2 separate regions of the Mus musculus genome follow, and region 1 is linked to region 2. Evidence: chromatin loops called from intact Hi-C (ENCODE). Cell type or tissue: heart. All regions are shown on one strand.

Evidence for each region. Hi-C counts contacts between places; a loop is a spot of excess contacts. Peaks named below come from ENCODE experiments on the same cell type or tissue, not always from the same donor. Only the 100,000 strongest peaks of a DNase experiment are listed, where the experiment ranks them.
Region 1: it touches region 2 in a loop (2.1-fold over the local background); 7 of 42 quality-filtered maps call a loop at or near these places.

What each region holds. Positions count from the first base shown.
Region 1 is chr14:31,653,120-31,661,119 of GRCm38, reverse strand. All of the region lies in intron 1 of Btd (biotinidase), which reads right to left. Among named protein-coding and RNA genes, the nearest start is that of Btd, 16 kb to the right of the region's middle. In heart, a CTCF peak has its summit at 4,105 (motif pointing left); DNase peaks (open chromatin) are centred at 589, 1,059, 1,479, 4,069 and 3 weaker places; H3K27ac peaks cover 5,308 bases.
Region 2 is chr14:32,028,528-32,036,527 of GRCm38, reverse strand. Galnt15 (polypeptide N-acetylgalactosaminyltransferase 15) reads right to left here and starts at 7,425. Exons shown (of 10, transcript NM_030166.3): 1 at 6,497-7,425. The coding sequence starts at 7,035. In heart, a CTCF peak has its summit at 3,819 (motif pointing right); DNase peaks (open chromatin) are centred at 3,807, 6,927 and 7,657; H3K4me3 peaks cover 904 bases; H3K27ac peaks cover 1,051 bases; H3K27me3 peaks cover 2,009 bases.

The DNA.
Region 1 (8,000 bases), 380 kb after region 2:
ATTAGACTTCTGTATTACATTTCTGTACCCCCCCCCCCCCACACCTCTGGAAAATAGAACATTTGCTCGGCATAATTGTGTGTGTGTTACTAACTGGGATTACAGCTCTGCACCACCATGCCTGGTTTTTGCAGGGCTAGAATCAAAGCCATTCTGAAAGTCACCCTGGCCTCCTGACTAAAGCCCCTCCCCTGGCACAGAAACTGATCAGGCAGTTTACCTCAGCCAGACAGCTGCCCTGTGGAGACAGACAGGGGCTGACAACTGCCCAAGAATCCCGGTTCAATACTAAGGTAACTGACAAACCAAGGAATCCCACTGCTGTTCTTGAAGAAGAAACTAGCACCCTACCCAAAAATAACATCTGTCCAAACCTCAAGCCGGGACTCTTAGAGTTTGCATTCCCAAATAAACACCACAGGCCACTAGTTCTGTGCATTATTTAGCTAAAAAGTCCCAGAAACAACCCGTAATTATTTCAGCGACAGAAGAGACCTAGAGCTCCTCATTCAGAACCAGTCAACAGCAAATGCGCCTCCGGGGGCAGGGGCTCCCTCCCACCCCTCATCTCAAACTGCTTCTTGTTTCCCTAGGGGATAAATGTACCACACAAAGGCCAGGGCTTGGTGCCACTCATCTACACTGTAAGCAATGTTCTGTGGTAAGAACAAGGGGCCTTTGAGCCAGCAGTCATGAGTTTTGGACTGGAAACAAAAGTATAATTGATAAGCTTTCTTATTGGAACTTTGTCTCTAAAGATACCAAGGAATAATTTTAAATGACTCAAATAATCTACTTTATATCCCATTTTGAAAGGATGATAATGGGGTAGTTTGAGTGACATCACGGTCACAGTGATAACACTTTTAAAGCCCAGGTCGATGGCCTCTTGAAGAGCTGAGGTAGAGACACACGAGGCAGGCCTTGGTGGGAGCAAGTCAGAACTCTTGGGCTAGGAAGGGCATTCGTGGTATCTGCATAACAGATGTGGGGACATGGGGCTCTGCATGTACACCAGGGATGGGATAAGACTCAGGGTCTCACATGGACCAGCCACTACCACAGAGCCTTAGCCCCGCCCTGGGATACAGAACACCTAACTCTAAGAACATGTAATCCAGCCAAACAAGGAAACTGCAGAGCCAGCAAGAAACCACATTCCTTTCTATTTTCAGAAAAATAAAATTTGTATTATTTGTGGAAGGAGTCCAGTAGGAAAGCTCTAAGTGGCAATCATCTGTGTGTGTGTGTGTGTGTGTGTGTGTGTGTGTGTGTGTATGCGTGTGTGTGCATCAATAATTAGACACTGCATATTTAACCAGATATTCATGCTTGAAAGATCCAGGCTTAACGAGGTAGGAGAGAATGAGTAACTGTAATAAAAATAGCTGCACGAGTTTGCCCTTCCCAAACAGCGGTGAAGCAGGAGACATGTCATTAAGGCTGTGAGGCTGGCTTCCCCTCTGCACTTGGCGTCTGTCTCACAGACAGTCTCAGGAACAACTTAACAAGACTGAGCAAGGACACTGAAGGGCTCAGCAGCAGCAGAAGGGGTGCTCGATCTTAAAGTGACAGGCCCGGGGACTAGGAAGGTCGCTCAGCTCAGAGTGTTTGCCTAGCGTGCATAGAGCCCTGGCTTTGACCTTAACACTGCAAAACAAAACAACACAACAACAACAACAAAAAACAGGTCTGGTACTGCATAGCTAACAATCCTCGGGTGATCTGGGAGAATCATTAGTTCAAGGCCATTGGTCTGGGGAGATAGCTTGGTAAGCAGTAAAGTAGACCTAAATTCTGATCCCTGGCACCCACAGAAAAGCTGGGCATGGTGGCACACCTGCAACCCCAGCACTGTGTGGGGTGGGATAGGTGGATCTTAAGGACTCAACAGTCAGCTAGTCTAGCCCTGAACTCAGGTTCAGTGAGAAACCCTGTCCAAAAATAAAATAAAATAAAATAAAATAAAAGAGAGTAGAGAATGATAGAGGAAGACTCCAGATGTTGACCTCTGGCCACCAAGACACACATATGGGCACATGCATCTGTATATACCACACTAAAACCCAAAGGAAATTCAAGGTCACCCAACAGAGGAGCCAAAGGCCAGCTATGTGAATGAGGGAGGGAGGAGGGGAGGAAAGGGGGAGGGAGGAGGGGAAGAAGGGAGGAAGGGAAGGATTGGTGGAGTCAGAACTTTCAGATATGTGTAGATGAGGCAGTTTCTAGGTGCCGGCTCATGACCGTATGAACAGGGATACAAGGACACAGGGGTCCCTTGGAACAAGGGGACTCTGGGGCCAAGTTGTTCTTGGAAACCCATAAAGTAACCCATCTTTGGAGATGGTCAGGACCTTGACCCTAAAGAAAATAATGAGAAGTAAGTATCTGGCCCAACATCATGGTAACAGAGTCATCCTTTTACTGAAGTGACGTGAGAGACTGAAGCGGAACCTGGGCCAATACCAGCTGTAGAAACACAGTATCTGCCTTCTGTGGGTGTGCTCTGCTCTGAGACAGGGTCTGCCTCCAAGCTACCCCTCTTCTAGGAAGATACTCACCGCAGACATCCATATACTAGCCAACTGAGCCAGACCCAGGCACATGTCTGGAATGCAGCCATGAGCAAACAGGGTCTCTTGGAGCTCCTCCACGGCGCACAGGAGGCCATGGATACAGAGCTATCCATGGATCCATGTAAGAGAGCCAGGCACTGGGAGTGGGGATCATTCCAACAGTGTGGGGAAGGGGGGTGAGAGTGAAGGTGAGGCCGGTGAGGCCATGCAGAGACCTGACCATGGGACCAGGAGGGGGAAGAGGAGCATCCATGCCGAGGGCCTGAGGCAGGAGAAACAGCCAGAGAAGCAGTGTGGCTGGAGCACGGGAGGCAGGTGGGAAGCGGTGGCCAGTGGGACTGCAGGAAGACCCTCAAGTCACTGTGTCAAGTCACTGGCCTGAAGCCCTCCAGCCACATCTCATTACAAGTGTTAGGCAGAGCTATGACCTGGTCACTGTTTGAATTTGGAAATGAACCATGACAGAAAGAGATGTCATCGCGTGTCACGTTGACAAGGGGTGGACTTGTTATGACTAATTTGGGTTGTCAACTTGACTACATCTGGAATCAACTAAAACCCAAGCTGCTAGACACTCCTAGACACTCCTTCCTTGGAGGGATTCTCTTAGTGTTGAAGCTGGAAGATCTGCCCTGTATCTGGGTCCCACCTCCTGATGGCAGCTCACATACAGGGATGTGGAAGACGGAAACTTTGCCGTTTCCCTGAGGCCCTCACTCTCACTGGCTGGTTCACCTGTCCTGTTGCTGATGGAGTTAAATCCATCTTCTTCAGGACAGTGTAGACTGAAAACCAGCAACAGTCCAGGAATCCTCTAGGAACCCAGCCTCAGACTGGGACTGCAGAGACAGCCACCCTCATGGGCTGGATGACGACCTGATTCTTGCCCTTTCTACTGTGAGACAGCCATTGTTGAGTTATCTGGATGACAGTCTGCAAGCCATCTGAAAAGGTCCTGTGTAAATAAACACAATGTGACAACCAGTGTTGGTAGCAATTCATGGCTGAACCCACAAGGAACATAAAGGGTCCAGTCCTCCCAGGTACATCTGTAAACTGTGGCTTCACCTTTTCCCTTTAACAATGACAGGCAGAAATAACTGCACTGTGCTTGGACGGGGGCCAAGTTCTGCTTTACTAACTAGAACAATGTATCTTAAACTAAACAAGATATCCAACAATTGCGACATGTTAACCTAAATGTTGTCTTTCTCTCTCTCTCTCTCTCTCTCTCTCTCTCTCTCTCTCTCTCTCTCTCTCTCTCTTTCTCTCTCTCTCTCTCTCTCTCTCTCAAATGGGGAATGCCTTCACAATTTAAATAGAATAAAATCTCCCGGACTAAGGGTGTAGCTCCATGGTACAGCACTGGGCAGCATGTGCAGGGCTCTAGGTCCAGGCTCACTACTTTAAGTATCTTCCTGTGGTGCCACAGGGTTTAAGTTTAAGGTAAGGAGGGTCTTTGTGTGTACCAATGTATGGAGGGAAACACCCAGCTGACTGATTTTGCAGGTGTGACTTCCACCTGGTGGACAAACTGAGAATAACACCAGTGGGCGACAGACTCGGGCAGTAGCAATGGGTTTTGGTTTTCCCCTTCTCTTTCCACTTCTAATATCTTGCCCATCTACTTAATAATGAAAATACTGAAACATTTGGCTGTTTTAAGATTCATTCTTCCTAGGCCAGAACTCAAAAGCATCACCTTTATTTCTCAGATGCTTTTCCTTAGGCCCTGATAGGATGTGAATAGATTTCAAAGTGTTTTCAGTGATGAGAACTTCCTGCCAACAGTTTGGCAACATTTGGCTGATGTGGTGGGACACACCTAGCGTCTCCTAGGAAGAGAGGTCACTGAGGGATTACCTGGGCTGGCCTGCAGGTATGTGTGTGTGCGGCTAATGGATGGGCAGAGACTAAGACAGGAGGAGCCAGGAGCAGTCACCCTTCTCTCTCAGCTTTAGATGGTGGGTGTGACTGACGCTCCTGCCTTACCTGTCGGCTATAACGAACTGCGACCTGGAACTGTAAGCCAGACACACCGCTTCCTGCCCCATGTTACTTTGGGTCAGGTTGTCTTAGCAGCCACAGATGTGAAATAAAGGCAGCTGGTTAACAGACTTGGTGCTCACCTTAGCCAGACCAGGAACACCTTAGATAACCAATGCTACAGCTTTCCCTCCAGTCACCGACTTAAAACAAACAAAACAGGGCAGCAGAGTATACTGAATTCTCTGAGAAGTCACCCAGCCTTATTCTACAAAGCATAATGCACTTTTCACGCCACATCAGAGTTCACAGGAAAACACAACCGTGGCTGAGCCGTGAGGAGAGCCCACAGGGCGGCATCTCCAGGTAGTTTCCTCTTCTGTAAAGCTCACAGCTCCCAAGAGCCATCATCGAATCCACCAAATGCCAGGAAGAGTGTTATATGAGCCCAGCCATCAGGAGGCTGCCCAAGAGGATAATCTCATTCAAGACCAACCTGGGCAATATTCTGAGAATTCATTTTAAATAAAATTATTTGAAGTGACCCTCAATAGGGAATTGTTTTGGGAGTGTGTTATAAATTTCCCCTTCATTTTCCTGTTGAGCTAATTAAAATTGGAGTCATAAGGACCACCCTCTAAAAGAACAACACAGTGGGCTTAGAGCCCCCTGCTGACCTGGTCTGGGAAGATGAACTCAGAAGACAGACAACACCAAGGCCGACCTTTCCTTTTAAATGCATGTTGGGCACCAATCCCTACGTGAACAATGGACGCAAGCTCTCTAGGTCTGTCGGGTAGAACCAAGCGCCTGCTCTCGTCAGACACCCGTGCTCCTGCCTGCTGATCCTCGGAAGCGAGGAATGAAGATGCAGAAGCAGGCAGTGGGTGACAGGGCCAACGTCACCTCCTGTCCCTCATATCCACACGATGTCCTTCACTACCAGAGCGATGGCAGGGGGTGTGGAAGAGACAGAACAACCAACATGGAAGCAAGAGGCCGACAGGCCACATGCAAAGGCCCCTTCTCCACTGCAAAGCTGACGGGGACATATTGGAAAGGTAGCTAGCTATGTTCATTCAGCCAGAGGCGACAGACACTCAGGGACCCTGATCAGGAAGAGGAGACATGTGACATTGTTTGTGGCATTGTTTGGGCACAGGCACACCACCTTGAGAGAGGCTGTTGGTGTTCAGTCAGAGAACAGAGTGTGATAGAAATGGCAGCTCCATCCCCCCACCTCCTTCCCCCACCCTGCCCTGCCCAGGCCTATTTAACTGGTCAGTAGTATAGAGCTTCGAGTAGCACGTGGTACCTGCACCTCAGCCTGCGAGGCACTAGCATTTCTGCCTGGTCTGATGTGGTTAAGTCAGGAATTATGTGGGCACCTTCTTTCTCTGTAGTATAGGTCCCGGCTCAGCTACAACTGCAGCCACATCCCAGTACAAGTCCCACTGTCCTGTGCTTCCTAGAATCTCAGCGGGATGGGCATGTGGCCAGTCCTCCCAAATCCTGCTGCTTTACCAAGCGTGAGGGCTCAGGTCCTCCAGACCCGGGGCATGCCAAGGGTACTGGGGCTAAGGCTGGAAGGGAGGGTTTGGTCTCCCCCAGGAAAGTGTTACCCTCTGCACTGCTTAGCATTACTACAGAGCTGAGGCGGGCACTCTAGTTCCTTGGTTGGAGAGATTACCCTTTAACTAGAGAGGGACTTATGCCACAGGCAGGATTTCACCCACATCTGTCTCTGAAAAAGCCTACACAGTCTTTCTATGCCATACGCAAAAAATGGAGGAAAGGTTGACTGAATAAGCAAACCGAGGATGACCAAATAACAATTTGGAAATGAGCTCAAACACCCTGTGACCCGTACAAAGAGATCACTCCCAACTTGGAGTTAACAGATCATAAAGTGGAATTGGGCATCAGGTATACGGAACAAATGTCTAAGCAGCGAAGCAGTTAAAATGATGGAAGGACAAACTGATACAATCTATGTGCAAAATACAGACATCAAGACAGCTCTAAGGTGCATGCCTTTAGTCCCAACAGCAGGGATGAGGCGGCTGCATCTCTGTAAGTTCTGAGGCTAGCCTGGTCTACATAGTGAGTTCCAGGACAGCTTGGGCTATAAAGAGAGACCCTGTCTTGAAAAACAAGAATTTTGAAAAAGACTTCATTTAATCCCAGCACTGGGGTGGCAGAGGCAGGTAGGCACCATGATTTTGAAGTCAGCCTGATCTACATAGAGAGAGACTATCTTTTTTTTAAAAAAAAGATTGTTCTCTTCAGTGCTACACGATTTTTCTAATAAATCAAAACCATTTAAAAAATACCAAAGAGTTCAAGTTTCTAGTTTGGCCCACAGAAAGCACAGATACCGTGGCTCTATCCTAACCAGAGCCGGACAAGCTGGGAACCAGGGTTTCTCTTCAGCTCTGGCAGAGAACTGAACCCCTGCAGCCGACCATTGCCTCAAGAAGCTGATGAGCAGAAAGCTCCTTGGCCCCCAGAACCTGTCAGGAAGACTAACCCATCACTGAGGCCTGCAGGAGGCTCAGCATGATGAGGCTGGGATGGTCAGACCCAGGGGCCGGCGGGAGTCTGCCTTCTAGGAGTTCTACTGATTTCCCCAAAGACTGGAGAATTCCCTGCCTCCCCTGCCAGGGCCAGGGGGAAAGTAGCCAGAGGCTCTGCTCTTCAGCAGGCCCACCCTGGTAAGAAGTCACTTTATCAGAGAGTAACCTGGGAAGGTTTTAGCTGAACCTAACTGACTTGGAGAAGAGACAAGCGAACTTCAGCCAGCCCTCTCCAGCATCCCCATGGGAGAGGGACAGTCCCCACCTCACCTGGCGGGAGAGCCCCATGCACAGATGAAGCCCTCAGTTCAAGGTCAAAGGCACAAGGACACAGATTGTCCTCGGTGTAACTGTGACCTCTAGGGCACCCATCTTGGTGCCGTGACAAGGCAGTGCAGGAGCTCTTCCACATTGTAGTCTTGCTATGGGCACTTCAGATTTTGCTCGAATTTGATGTTCTTGATGGTAAGCCCTGTGGGAAATGACCCAACCCTATTCTAGGAACCCTAGGTCAGGATGCTGCTGATAACTAAGTTAGCTTCTGTTTAACTGCCTGTTTGTGGAAACATTCCCCCTCCAGCTAACCATATATCTTATCTTCTCCTAAACGGTTTGCTGGGACAAAACCTCCCCCTGCAACTGCTGAAGAGAGAGATTAGCACGTGGTCTTTGCCTTTAAAAGCCCAGTTCTCCAAACACTTGCCACTACAGTTGGGTCCCGAATACCTGAGTGTAGTCCCAGCCGGCTGCCGATGTGATCGAGTGAGGGGTTTTTTCTGGAGGGCTCCCTATAACATCACCTGCTTGCTAAATGCCTGGTCACTGTGCCTGCTTGCGTTAGCAGAAGCCAATGTCATCTCTC
Region 2 (8,000 bases):
GTGAGCATCTCTGTTCTTAGACCTGAGAGGACCTTGTGAATGTTCCTGGATGCTCACTTATTAGAGTGAATCAGAAAGCAAGTTCCAGACAACCCTGTAGATCTGGTAGGAGACTCATTAATTTTTCACACATTAAAAAATATTGTATGTCCTGATGAGGTCACTGGGCGCCAGGGTCTTCACTAAAAGGTGGCAGAGGTTAGCCTGCGTCAGTGCTGTTCATGTGTCATGTAACATTTGGTGTTCACCCACTGCAGAGGTAGTTTCCAGAAAACTAGTGACTGATGGAAGTGTTTCAGATAGCTGGAGGATAGCAGTACAGCTACATCGGCCTATGAAGTGGGGAGCCCCCTTACTATGGAGGGCAGAGCGGTATGAGAGAACATGGTACCCCAATGAGTCATGTTGCACGGCAGACTATGAGAGAAGACTTTGCCATGTTCAATTATATACTATGTGTGGATGGAAACAAGCTGAAAGATCTGAAAGGAAAAGGCAATCAAGCTGAAAAACGGGAGAGCTAAAACTGAGCTGCGAGCCACAGAAACAACTCATTATAAAAATCCCTGTTAAGGCGATAACTCTCCGAGCTGGTGCGCCAGCTGTGCCTCGGGGCTTCCTGGGGAAGACTCAATAGCCCACCCTGTCTACCACTGTTGGGCAGCTCGCCCACAGCTGCCATGCCCAGGGGTGTCGATCCTTAGCCCTGTGCCTTCAGCCGACTTACTGGATATCTTTAAAAATAATTGTAGGTAGAAATTAGGTGTATGTTCAAAAGGATAAAAAGTATCTGAGTAAGTTTGAGGTATGGCTAAGCAGTCTTTGACTAATTGTACCTCTCACTTTGCCCTAGTCACACAATAGTAGCACAGGTAAATATGGAACAAAACAGAACACAATAAAGTAAGATTTCCCTCCCGGGCCAGGTCAGCCTCTGAGCACAGAGAGGCCTGGATAGTCTGCCCTAAGTGGAGTGTGTGCGTGGCCAGTGCCAGTGGTGCCCTTGGCTTATACCTCTCTACCCTAGGCTCTTACTGTGACAGTAACTTGACCCATAGCAGCCCTCCATTTAACATTAGACGAGTTTAAACTCAGACTCCGAGAGTGCACATTTAAATATACTTTCAACGGCGTTTTAAAAAGCTGCAGGCAAGCGTACATAATTTTAGTGCATTTTCAAAAGGAGTGACCTCAGATCATATGAATATCCGTCAGAAAAGACTGTGAATTAAGTGAGGAGTTAACACTACAACTGAGATAGAAGTATGGTCTCTGCCTGCTCTTCTATTGACCGATGAAACAATATTCTAAACAAAAGTGTGTATGTGTATGTATGTGTGAGTGTGTGTGTGTGTGTGTGTGTGTGTGAGTGTCTCTGTGTATGTGTGTCTGTGTGTATACACATGTGCATACAGGTGCCTGCAGAGGTCAGAAGAGGGCATTGAATCCTCTGGAGCTGGATTTATAAGCAACTGTGAACTTGATGCCATGGGAGCTATATTGCAAACTCAGGCTGTTTGCAAGAGCAATGCGGGCTCTAACTGCTGAGCCGTCTCTCCAGTTCCTCATATTCCCCGAGCCCAGTACTGGGGCTTGATTCTTGGATGGAATGGGCTAAGCACATTCCCTTGCACTGAGCTATGTCCCAAGCATCCAACTTTCACATGAGTGTTAGTGCCACAGGGAACATCTGATGTAGCGATTACTGCCACCCCTCACTAGTCTGAGTGGGGCCTTGGAGTCTGCAGGGCTGATGCCATAGGTCTATGGATCCCACCTGGGTGGGGCCAGGTAACTAACACTGGTGTAAGTTCTCCTCCCTAGGAATGAGAGGGAATCTCATGCAGGCTGACCTCTCCCCAGATCCCTAAGGCCAGCACAGAGCAAGCCCCCTCCTCACACTGGCACCCTTAAGCACTTTGGACTTTTGGGTTATACTGAGCAGTTTCTGCCTCAGCCATGTGGCAGTGAGAGGGATCAGAGGAAACATTGTCCCCCATCATGGCCACACCACATGGGCCTCAAGGGACAGAAGCATGGTGTCTTCTGATTGCCCTCATGACATGGCCGGCTAGGCCCAGATCCAAACTTCACTGACAATGTTTTGGTGGGAATGGGGATGCTGGGTCCCTTCCTAGTTCTGTTTTTCCTCTCCCTCTGCCGCCCTGTCAGTCATAGCTCCATTGTCTCTCACAGGTCAGACTGTTGAACTCACAAGAGGAGCAGAGAGTCATCAGGTGACCCACTGTCTGGCATGTCCCAGGCATCTCAGGGAACGGAATGGACCATGAATTATGACACTGCTCTCTGCTCGACAACACAGCTACCTCCTAGCTCAGGAGAAGAGACCCCTCCCAAGCTCTTTCCACTGGCTTTCAATGCTGGAGACCAGCCTTGTGCAATTAGACCCTGCTTCTCAGCCTGGCTGCCTGCAAAAGCCATCTCACCCTCATGGATCAGATATGAGGTGGGGCACAAAGACCAAATGTCTGTGTTTGAACTCACACACAGGCGAACTGGGCCTACACATACTTGAGATCCGCTGGTGTAGGCCCTGGCTGCTGAAAGCAGAGCCAGGACAGCAGACTTAGCCTCTCAGGCTGCAGCCCAGACCTCCGAAATCCAGCTCTGCCCACCAACCCACTACTGCATGTTCACAGGCATGTTGAAGGTTGAGGATCCCTGCTCTGGCTAACCTGACCTAGAAAGTTGACTTTGAACAGGGTTCCCAGAGCATCTTCAGAGCATCTGTAGTGCCCAGGAGCCTGTACTTCAAACAAGCCTTCTGGGTGCTTGGATGCACCACAAATATTAAGTGTAAGCCAGATGGGCACTTTGTAGGTTGCATTTAGCCCTCTGGTGTTCTGGGACGAGACTCTGGGCAGTTTCAGCTCCTTGGTACTACTAAGGATTCTGTGGTAGGCATCCACCAATGCACTCTCAGAGGCTGGGAGGTGACCAGCTTTAAGACCGGCAAGCTTTAAATGTTTGCAATTCAGGTGTCTTTCCCAGGCCTGGTCCAGAAATTGGCAGACTCGGAGTCTACCATAATGGTTTAAGAGCTTAACTTTGGCATCGAACAGGCTGTTGGGTCACATGGCACCAACCCATTCCCCTTTCTACACCTTGATTTTCCTCATTCATAAAATGGACCCCACTGAACAGATCTGTGAAGCAGATTCAGGAGGTAAAAGCCACTTATTGGGGGAGTCTCTAGCACATATTATATGTTTACTAGAGTTTGCCTCTGTCTGGAGACATTTGTTCTGAGATGGGGGTCTAGTGGTGTAGCTCAGGCTGTCTTTAAACCCACAATTCTCCTGCCGCACCCTCCTTCACCGAGTGCTGGTGTCACAGGCATGTACCACCATGAGCCTGTCTTTTGGCTTCTTTTACTCTAGTATTTTTTTATATTTCAGTCTTTCATTATCAGTAACTCCATTGAATGTCCTCCATGCAAACTGATCTCCAGCTGCAATTCTTGAGGAGACCTCAAACCTAGCCAGGAGACTGACAAAAACCAGGGTGGTGTGGGGTCTGGGTGAAGGTCAGGAGGACATGCCTGGGTTAGGAGTCAGGGAGGAGACTGGAGGCGTGTGGGACAAGGGACACCAGAGGCAGAGGTCTCCCAGCCCTGGCAGGAAAGCTCAGGGCTCCACACCACATACAGTGCTTACTATGTGGTGTCTCTTGCTTTTCTACCCAGTAGAATGGGATGGGGGTGGGGGACACTGCTACCTTGGATAGGGTAGAGGTTGTGCCTGGAATCAGATTGCAGGTATGAGCGCTGGTTGTATCGACTGCACTCACTGCCAGTGACCAGCAGAGGGCTCTGTCTACCTCTACATAGAGTTGGTAACTGAGACTCCCAGATTGGAGTGCCCAAGTGTGTGCTTCACTGGAAGCAAAGAGGTTTCTTGACGCCAGAGACCTTTCAGTGTGGAAATGGGGTAGGTCCCAGACAACTGCGATGCACTGGTTACCATGGAGGGAAGAAACAGCCAAAGAAACGGTCTGCCCAACGTATACGTATATATCCAAGCATGTTTATATCAAACACACCTGGTATATGTGTATCCACTTGTACCACCAACTCCTGTGCACACATGAACATTGCACCACAAGTATATACACATGAAACACACTTGCACACAAGCACATGACCATTGCAAGAAACATTTACAACACACATGTTACACGCATGCAAGCTATAGAACACACATATGCATGCCCCATAGAACATAAAAAATATTGTATCATAACATATACATATAGGCATAGGCACAGTACATGTCACATCATACACACATGTACCATATGTATACACATTATACTCCTGCATGCTAAACATAGTAACATCTACACCTGTGCCCAGTAATCATGCCACAAAATGCACCCAGTTCATACTGTACACACAGCATATCCATGTACTACATAATAAATGCATAATACACGCACATGTGTCTTACACACAGAGCACTTGCAGCACATATGCAGCACATACAATATGTATAACACATATAATATACACAAAGGCCCATAATACATATGAAACACTGTCCCAGCACAATACACATACACACTACATAAAAACAAGACAAACACACAACTTAACACACACACAGTTCCACATAATACATGCCCCAATGCACAATAGATATACTATGTATGTATGTACAGTCTACATCCACAGCTTGAAAACACACACACCATCATATCAATATAGCTCACACCTATGCTTATCATACCACACAACCTGCAGATACCAAACCCTAAACTACTATGCACATGTACTACCCACCACACACCCCATTTAAAGTACATAGCATAATATACACTCAACACACAGTGCACGCACAGGTCATAGGTGCACAAGCACATGTGTGCATGTGTAGGGTGCTTTGGAAACACAGTCACACACACACACACACACACACACACACACACATCCCCAAAGCCAGAGCCAGTGTTTCTTGTTTATGGAATGGAGATGTTCACTCTAGCTCTCAGCCAGTGAGAACACGCACGGAATGAACTGCTAAGCTGTTCCTTCATCCAGCAGCTGTATGGGGTGTGCGGGATGCTGGGTCATGCAGTGTGCAATCGCTCCTGACCTTCTGCAGACTCAACACAGCAGGGGAAGCAGGCACTGCAGAAATGCACACACTCAGAGCCATGTCTGTTCTACAAGGTGTTGTGAGTTCAAAGACAGCCCGAAACCAGAGCAGGGCAGGAGTGTCCTGGGAAGAACTTTTATAGCCAAAGTGTGAAGTTAGCATAGCAGAACTGGGACTCAGGGCAGGTGAGTATTGCAGGACACACAACCTAAACTGGCTCGTGCTCCCAGTGATCTGCACACCTGTGCACGTGAGTGGCTCAGCGACCAGGCTGAGAGGGGTTAGGGGTCCAAAGAGTCCCGGCCCTGCTCCTAGTTATCCCACACATGTCATTTTGCTTCCAGGGATAGATGATGTTTGCTTTCCAGAAAGCTCAATGGGCTGTGGAAAGAGCCATGGCTTCTAGGGCAGGGCCCAAGGCCACTCTAGCTACCCAGCCACATTGCTTCTGGATGTGAGCAGGCAATCTCTTGTCTGTCTCTGTGGCTATTCATGGTGGGAAGGGACCGGGGACTAGAGAGTGAGCTACTGTCTCCCTGGGCACAAATCTGCATGTCACATACATCTAGAAGCTTGAATCCTGGGGTGGGGCGCCCTGCAGGCTGAGTTGTAGGCAGTGCAACACACGAACTCTCAGGCATTGGAACTGTTCCTTTCTTGTAGGGACCAAGGAGAGGAGCAGAAAGTGACGCTACAGGCTCCCCTGGCACTTAAATGCCACAATTCAAATTTCTCCTTTGACACTTACTAGCTGCAGTGAGCAAGCTGCAGGGCCTCTCTGTGCCTTACTTTCAACTGTACAAACCAGGCGTGAGGCTAACATTCGTACAGTGCAAGTGGACTTTTCTAGGGCCTTATGGGTCTCACAGGGAAAGCTCTTAGATTAAAACCAGGCACAGGGCAAGAAGTACGTAGACATTTCTTGCAATTCTTGCATCTGCTTCTTTGACCCCAGATAAAGGTAAACACTAATAGTAACCCAACGTGAAGACTGCCCTGGAGTCAGCATGAGAGAGAGATGGAAGGTTCCTCGAAGCTTCTGCTCCCATCTCACTGTGTGACCTAGGGGGACTAAAGGCAGGCCTGGGAAGAGAATGAACGAATGAGATCGTCCCTCCCTCGGGACTTGTTAGTAGCTCATCAGTGACTCTGGGGCTTCTGACTGAGCAGGTCTGAGACAGGATTTGAGGATCTCCAATTCAGGCACTTCATCAGCCAGGCTGATATCTGGCCCCAGGGCCCACATCTTAAGGAGCACTGTCCTAAGGGAGCACTGTCCTAAGGATGGGAGAGGCAGACTGCAGAGTTGGCACCTGGGACTTTACTACCACTGAGTCACACGCTTAGACTGGAGAAGAGATGGCAGGGCCCTTACTTACAGTGGGTGTCGCACCTCGGGCAGGACTCTCCTCAGGGGCAGGCGGGCACTGAGTGGCTTGTTGAGGCCATCTGAGTCCGGGCCAAGTGGGGTCAGCACCTCTTCTGATTCCTCCCCATCCTCTTCGGTCCTCCAGTCCTTTTCCAGGGCTTCCTCATCCCATCTCCTGCTCCTGTGTTTGATGAACTGGTAGCTGCCCTGTCTCCTGCCCTGGCTCTGACTCCTCCTAGCTCTGGGTGAGGCCACGGCCACCAGCAGTTGATCCTCCTGCAGGGAGATGAAGGATGGCAGGCCATCCAAGAGACTGTACTCATCACCTTCAGTCTCAGCCTCCAGGACCCACTCCTGAGAGTCTCCAAAGTCCAGGCGGTACCCCGTGTCAGGGCTGTGTTTGCTGGCCTGAGCTGTGACAGCCTGGTGCAGGGTGGGCGGGGGAGGATGCAGCAGGATCACCATCATCAGGACACATCCCAGAGTCAGGAAGAGTAGGAGGAACTGAAGCCTGGAACGTCCACTCCTGGGTCGCTTCCTCGGGAGCATGTCGCAGCCACTCGCCACGAAGCAACAGGTCCTGATCAAGTTTGCTTCCTCCTTGCTATCCAGGTACCTTCAAGCTCGAAACTGAACCTGGGCTGTTCATTCCAGCTAAAAGGCTTTTTGCCATCCACCTGCACCTCTTATCCCACCAGACGTTTGCTAACGTCTATATGCTAACGTAGCATTTATAAGACCCACTGCCCTCTAGAATCAGAAAGCCACCAGAGCCTGGGCTCCTGGGTCCTCTCTGAGTGTTAGCTGTCTTCTGAGAAGGGTCTCCGGTTGTTGGCTCCTCTCTCACCCTGCTCTTGTCCATCCTGCTCTGGTGATTAGCCCATGTTCTTTCCCCCTCTGCATGAGTGGTCAGGTTCTACAAGCTGTCTGGGGCGAGTTGCTGGGGGATTCAGTCAAGCCAAGATGACAGACATCCTCCTTGGGATGCCTTGAGTCAGGTCAGAGCAACAGATGTAAAGCCGGCAGGCACGGTCGGGGTTTCCTTTCACACATACCTCCAGCTCTGCAGGAACCCTCTGCCAGATAGGACAGGGAGCCAAGTGTGCGTCTCGCTCCTGGTCCTAATGCCCCCGTGTTCCCAGGCTTTGCACAGCCACACAGCGTCACCCCAAGAGCCGATCCAAAACAGCAACCTCCCAGGAGTTCAGACTTGAGCACCATTCATAGGGAGGCATCCTCTCCCCACCCAGAAGAGCAGGAAGGAGAATTCCCTTCTGGTTTGGACAGGCTGCCAAGGTGACGCAGATGCCAGGAGCCAGCTGCCTGTCAGCACCTTCAATCTCCCAAGGCAATCTGCCTGGCTCCTTCCTGGGGCCCCACTAGCCTTTCCTTTCTAAAAGTGAGGAGCAGAGGGAGCCCTTGTAAGTCTGGCTACCTGGCTTCCTCAGAAGCACCTGGAGGCTGATGGAGGACAGGCATACTTCAAGCTCTTTCAGTCTTCAAACTCCATTTAG